2 separate regions of the Homo sapiens genome follow, and region 2 is linked to region 1. A link is a loop called in an ENCODE intact Hi-C map of the cell type or tissue named here. Cell type or tissue: endothelial cell of umbilical vein. All regions are shown on one strand. Links, peaks and the distances in the headings refer to the core of each region. The heading gives the core; the rest is flanking DNA.

Region 1 (2,930 bases), core at 235-2,734:
GATGACTTGTAGCAAACAAAGATACAAATCTAAGTTCAAAATACTATCTTTAAAAAATGCAAATGTCTTTAAAGACATAAATCATGGTGTTCCCATAAGAACACATGATAACCTATAAAACTGTCAATGAATTTAAATACACTTTACAATTAAGGATGTAAAATGGTTACAAGAAATTATCTGAGGGAATCACATTTCAACATTTTTTTTAAATCACATTTTAAAATATTAAGTTATGTCAATTTTAGCTCTTGTCCATAGAGATCATACTCTTTAAATAATATGTATCTTTGAATAGCTGGTGGTAGAGGAAGCTTCTCCACTGAGGCTGGCTGGCAGAGTTTCTGGAGACCCATAAGCCTTCGAATTTTTAACCGACACAAATGCTTCAATGAACAAGGATTCTCTAAAAGAAATCGGGAAAATAAGCAAAAAAATTTTTTAAATAGTGGATTGGCCCCTAAGATATGACTGTTTCAGAATAACATGAGTAGTGTATTCTCAAAAACATGTATGCACACTTTAGCAACTGGTGATTTTAAGTGAAATTCAAATTGTAATTGAGCATTCTAGTCTACTCCTCTAGAATGTAAGCTCCATGGGGGCAGAAATTTAGTCTGTCTCTGTGCCAGGAAGAGAGTCTGGCTCATGGTAGGTGTTCAACTAGAATTTGTGGAATGAATAAATGGACTGAAGAAAGCAAATGCTCACATCTCTTCTTTATTTTTTAGAGCTAAGTATTATAGAGCTAAATATTATATATTTCTTTACTTTCTTTCTCCTACCAATCTGTCTGATAAATAACTATCCATGAAACATCGACACAGATGATTCCATAGATCATGAATAATCCAATCTGAGTTTTGCTTCCAGTGTCTAATACTTAAACCTTGTATATTCTCAAAAAATATACTAACATTATTTAAATATCTGATATTTTCAATTCTTACTTTATCTATATTATAATTGCAAGATTGAGATTTTATAGCAGCAATATGAATGAATGAAGGAGCAGCATAGCATTCAGGCTTAGATGTGCACTCTGGACCTGGTCAGCTTGGATTAAACTCCCAGCTCTGCCCCTTAATATTTGTGTGACCTTGGGCAAATCGCTTAATGTCTGTGAGTTTGGTATTCTCATCTGTGAAATAAGGATAACAACAGTACTTATCTCGTAGGGTTGTTTGAAGATTAAACAAATCATGTAAAGTATTAGAAAAGTGCTTGGTACATTGTAACCATTCGATAAATATTAACTGTCATTCAGTGCAATAATAAACATGATCACATCTCTATTACATTTGATGATATAAACAATTTATCTTTTAAAATTAAAAACAATGTTCTCAAAAATTATTGATGCAACATTACCAAAATAAGCAAAACAAAAATCTAAAAAATAGACAATTTTTTTTTTTCCTAACCAATATGCTGCCTTACAGATAGCTGGAGGACTCCTGACATCCAGTGGTTAATCACACTCATAGCAATCAACTGGCTTCGACTCTAGTTGCAGTAAAGTATGATGGAAACAATAAAAAAAACTTCCTGGCCTTATTCTTACTTGGATTGTCTTTCTAAAGTCATCAGAATTAGTAAGTATTTTGCAAAAAAAAAAAAAAAAAAAAAAAGCAATTAATTTCCATTTAAAAGCAAAGTCTATTCTTTCTATGACAGGAAGTATAATGGTATTGTAGAGTCTGTGTTTTCAAGTAAGACAAACAAGGGTTCAAATCTTCACTTTGTTATTTTCTATGTCTATTACTATGAGAAATTAACTTATCTAAGCCTCACCATTTTTCTCTGTCTTGCAATCTCCAAGCTAAAAAAGAGACGGTTTTAAGCTTTTTATTGCAAAATAAAATAAAGAAAGTACACATGTATAGTTTCATAAGTTATGTAAGTAATTATTAGTCGAACATCTATAATCACCTCCTAGGTCTATAGGAAATAGAACTTTGCCGGAGACCAAAGAAATTCTTCTACAATCCATTCTTCTTTATTTCTTTCTCCTACCATAAATAACTACTATTCTGAATGGTAATCACTTTCTTTAGAGTTTCATCATCTAAGTGCACTATCCCTGCACTATAGTATTGACAGTACATTTTTAAAATTTTTGCTATGTCCTTTAAGTCTTTTCTAATCTGCAGGTTATTCTCTCCATCCCCTTTTTGTCTTTTCAACTAATCTTTGAAGAACCCAAATGCCCTTTAGTTTCCCACAGCCTGAACTTTGCTGATTGCATTTCCATGGTGCAGTTCCATGTCCCACTGTCTCCTCTACTTCTTGCAAATTGATAACTGGATACAGAGACTTGATCAGGCTCGGGTTTGATCTCTTTGGCAAAACTATATCAGGTTCTGTGTTCATTCTTTGGGGGCTACATATTAGCAGCTGTTGATGCTCATTGACTACATCCATTAATTTATCGGAGGCTATATAATGGTGATAACTAATTATATCTTTTTAAATTATTTAGAATACTTTTATAAAGGAATGCTTTTACTTATCTACTCTTTAGTTACTAATGGCACAGTTTATACATATACATATATGTAAAGCAGAATAAATGCTTAAGTCTTTCTTTTATCAGTTTTTAAGATAATGAGTTGATTTTCTATCATATTCTGGAGCTGACCAGTTTTTTTTAAAAATTGTATATTTAATAAAACATCCTATTGTAAAGATACATGCACACGTATATTCATTGCAGCCCTATTTGCAATAGCAAAGACATGGAATCAACCTAAATGCCCATCAAGGATAGACTGGATAAAGAAAGTTTGATACATATACACCATGGAATACTGTGCAGCTATAAAAAGGAATGAGATCATGTCCTTTGCAGGGACATGGATGGATTTGGAAACCATTATCCTCAGCAAACTAATGCAGGAACAGAAAACCAAACACTGCATGTTCTCACT
Region 2 (2,930 bases), core at 147-2,646, 230 kb before region 1:
CAGTGATTGGCTTTCTCTGCAGCAAGCAACAGGACCTAGACCAAACCCCTGGTGTAACAGAATGTCTCAGGGAAGACACTGGAGTTAAAAGAGAAGATAGAGCCAGGCAGGGTGGCTCACGCCTATAATCCCAGCACTTTGGTGAGGCCGAGATGGTCACAAGGTCAAGAGATCAAGACCATCCTGGCCAACATGGGGAAACCCCATCTCTACCAAAAATACAAAAATTAGCTTGGCGTGGTGGCACATGCCTGTAGTCCCAGCTACTGAGGAGGCTGAGGCAGGAGAATCGCTTCAACCTGGGAGGTGGCGGTTGCAGTGAACCAAGATCACACCACTGCCCTCCAGCCTGGCAACAGAGCGAGACTCAGTCTCAAAAAAAAAAAAAAAAAAAAGAGAGAGAAAGAGAAGATAGGTAGGTGTTTGGATAGTAGAAGAGGGAAGACGATAGTGGCTACTTTGTCAAGTTATTTTTTAGTCATCTCTTTGTAAAACTACTATGAAATTATTTTTGTAAAAGCTCATCAAAGGGTTTGATGGCATAAAACGTTTGCAGTCTTGTGTGTCATTAAGATGAAAATGCATTGTGGTTATGCCTGATGCCTAGTGAGATTAAGGTGTCCAGTAGACATTTGTCCTTTGGCTGTGTGCTCCGGATACAGACCCCTTTCCTCAGTAGTCAATTCTGCACCATAAGTATCTTGGAAGGCAAAGCCCATATTTCATTAAATAAGCCAAAATGTCCCAGCCTTCCTTGCAGGTTTGGTATTGGTCTATGACTGTCGTCAGTCCAATTAGATGCATCCTAATCTAGGCTTTGAATTTGGATATTGAGATTCAAGGAGGCTGAGGTGACATTGCCAGTGGTGACGTAAATTCCAGTGTCAAGGAGCAGCAAGCTGGGGCATCCAGATTCTGAACCTGATGCCCATAATGTTACTGTTAAGTGGAGATATTGTCCTCAAGGGACACCGCCTTTCTGCTCAAGTAAGCAAGGTTTGTTTTGGTTGCTTACAACCAGGAACTCTGATTTATAGAGAAGTGATATGGTTTGGCTGTGTCTCCAGCCAAATCTCATCTTGAATTGTAGCTCCCCTATTCTCCCTGTCATAGGAGGGACGTGGTGGCAGGTAATTGTATCACAAGGGCGAGATTTCCCATGCTGTTCTTGTGATAATGAATAAGTCTCATGCCATCTGATGGTTTTATAAAGGGTGGTTCCCCTGAGCATGCTCTCTTGCCAGCCACCATGTAAGATGTGATTTTGCTCCTCCTTCACCTTCTGCCATGATTGTGAGGGGTCCCCAACCATGTGGATCTGTGAGTCCATTAACTCTCTTTTTCTTTATAAATTACCCAGTCTCAGGAATGTTTTCATTAGCAGTGTGAGAATGGACCAATACAAGGTGCTTTTGTGGCTTGTAGTAAAGCCTGTGCTACATGTTGTGTGTAATTATCACGTCTAACCACCAGGTGTCACCAGCCAAACCTCATGGTATTTCTCAGGCCTTGGACACTGCTGTAAAAAAATTTTAAGTAATTCACAAAACTTCCTCCAAAGACATTTAAGAAGGCCTAAGTAAATGGATAAACACAAAACACCAGTATTTAGGAGCTATAGAGGTAGATATTTTCATTTATTGAATATACTCCTCCATGCACAAAGCTGAATAAGATTACCCCACTTAGTAGCATGAAATATATCATACTGTAGCTCTAAATTATGATTTGAAGAGAATAGTATTTTCAAGGGAATCTAATTTTATGAGTAAGAAAAATTGTGGTACTCAAAACTTCCCCTTCTCTTTGATTTTTTATTATATTTTGCCTCCAGGTAAGAAAAATAGATTTACATATGCATTCATTAATAGAAGGGGGAAGAAGCTTTTCTTTAAATTTAAAATTGAGTTACATTAGAAAAGACTATATTTGTGTACCAAAAAAAGAAAAATCTACCCTGCCAGATACTTCCTGCTTTGGTCTCATTCAAAACATAGTTTTCCACTGACTATTGTTTCCCCTTTGGTCGGCTCCCTCATCACCACCATAGAACATCCTGGTTCATTTATTACAAAGTTACCAAGTGATTCTCTTCTCCTATCTTGGAATGTTATTATTGTTCTCAGTGTCTCAGGGAAGACACTGTAGTTGAAAGAGAACTGGTGAACTGTTTGTTCTGGTGAACTGGAGGTGCACCTTACATGGCAGATGGTAGACATAGCTCCTGATAAAATGTGTGGGTGCACGACCAAAAAAGACAAAATAAATAAGTAAAATCCTGTGCCCGTGTCTTCTGCTTGCTGTATGTCAGGTTTCTGCTTCCTATACAGCCAGGTCAGGGCACTGGTGTGCCCTCCTAGTTAAATATGGCTTGTTGGGAGGAGATCCCCTCACGTGACCCCTCTCAGACACTGTTTTCCCTTCCCTGTCCCACCATGCAATCTCTGTTTCTCTTGTCCTTCCTTCACCAAGGAACCTCCCCAAGCCTGCCCTTCCAAAAGTGCCCTTTGCTTCAGAGCTTCCCTAGACCTCTTTCCCTCACCCCACCTATGCCATTAAAATCCCCACCGCTGAGCTCTGCCTTATCTTGACTAGTTCTTGTAGCATAGCAACCTGTGCAATTATCCACAGTTAACCATATCACCAGCAATAGCAACCTTCCTTTTCTTTCTCCCTTCCCCCTTCCATAATCCGCCTAGGCAAATGTGCTCCTGTAAACAAACCTCTAAATGACAATGTTTAGAAAGAGTTAGCAAGATATTGGAGGTAGAAGTGAATGAGGAATTTAACCTGGACTTGTCCCTTAAATTTTAATGCCCAGGTTTCTCTCCTTAGAAGTAAGGTCTGTTCTGGGAATATATAGGAAGGACTAGTTCCTTTCCTTCAACAAGGAAACTTCTGTGAAGACATTTTAAAGGCCCCTGAACAAA

Evidence for each region. A loop is a pair of places that touch in the nucleus more often than their neighbours do. Peaks named below come from ENCODE experiments on the same cell type or tissue, not always from the same donor. Only the 100,000 strongest peaks of a DNase experiment are listed, where the experiment ranks them.
Region 2: it touches region 1 in a loop (12-fold over the local background); 53 of 110 quality-filtered maps call a loop at or near these places.

The regions. Positions count from the first base shown.
Region 1 is chr7:123,634,285-123,637,214 of GRCh38, reverse strand. It overlaps ASB15 (ankyrin repeat and SOCS box containing 15), which reads right to left. Exons shown (of 12, transcript NM_001290258.2): 12 at 1-406. The coding sequence ends at 234. Among named protein-coding and RNA genes, the nearest start is that of ASB15-AS1, 11 kb to the right of the region's middle. In endothelial cell of umbilical vein, for the core only: a CTCF peak has its summit at 1,465; a DNase peak (open chromatin) is centred at 1,474; H3K27ac peaks cover 734 bases.
Region 2 is chr7:123,864,255-123,867,184 of GRCh38, reverse strand. The region is part of intron 2 of HYAL4 (hyaluronidase 4); the gene reads right to left. Among named protein-coding and RNA genes, the nearest start is that of HYAL4, 21 kb to the right of the region's middle. In endothelial cell of umbilical vein, for the core only: CTCF peaks have their summits at 1,256 and 1,457 (motif pointing right); DNase peaks (open chromatin) are centred at 1,494 and 2,034; H3K27ac peaks cover 613 bases.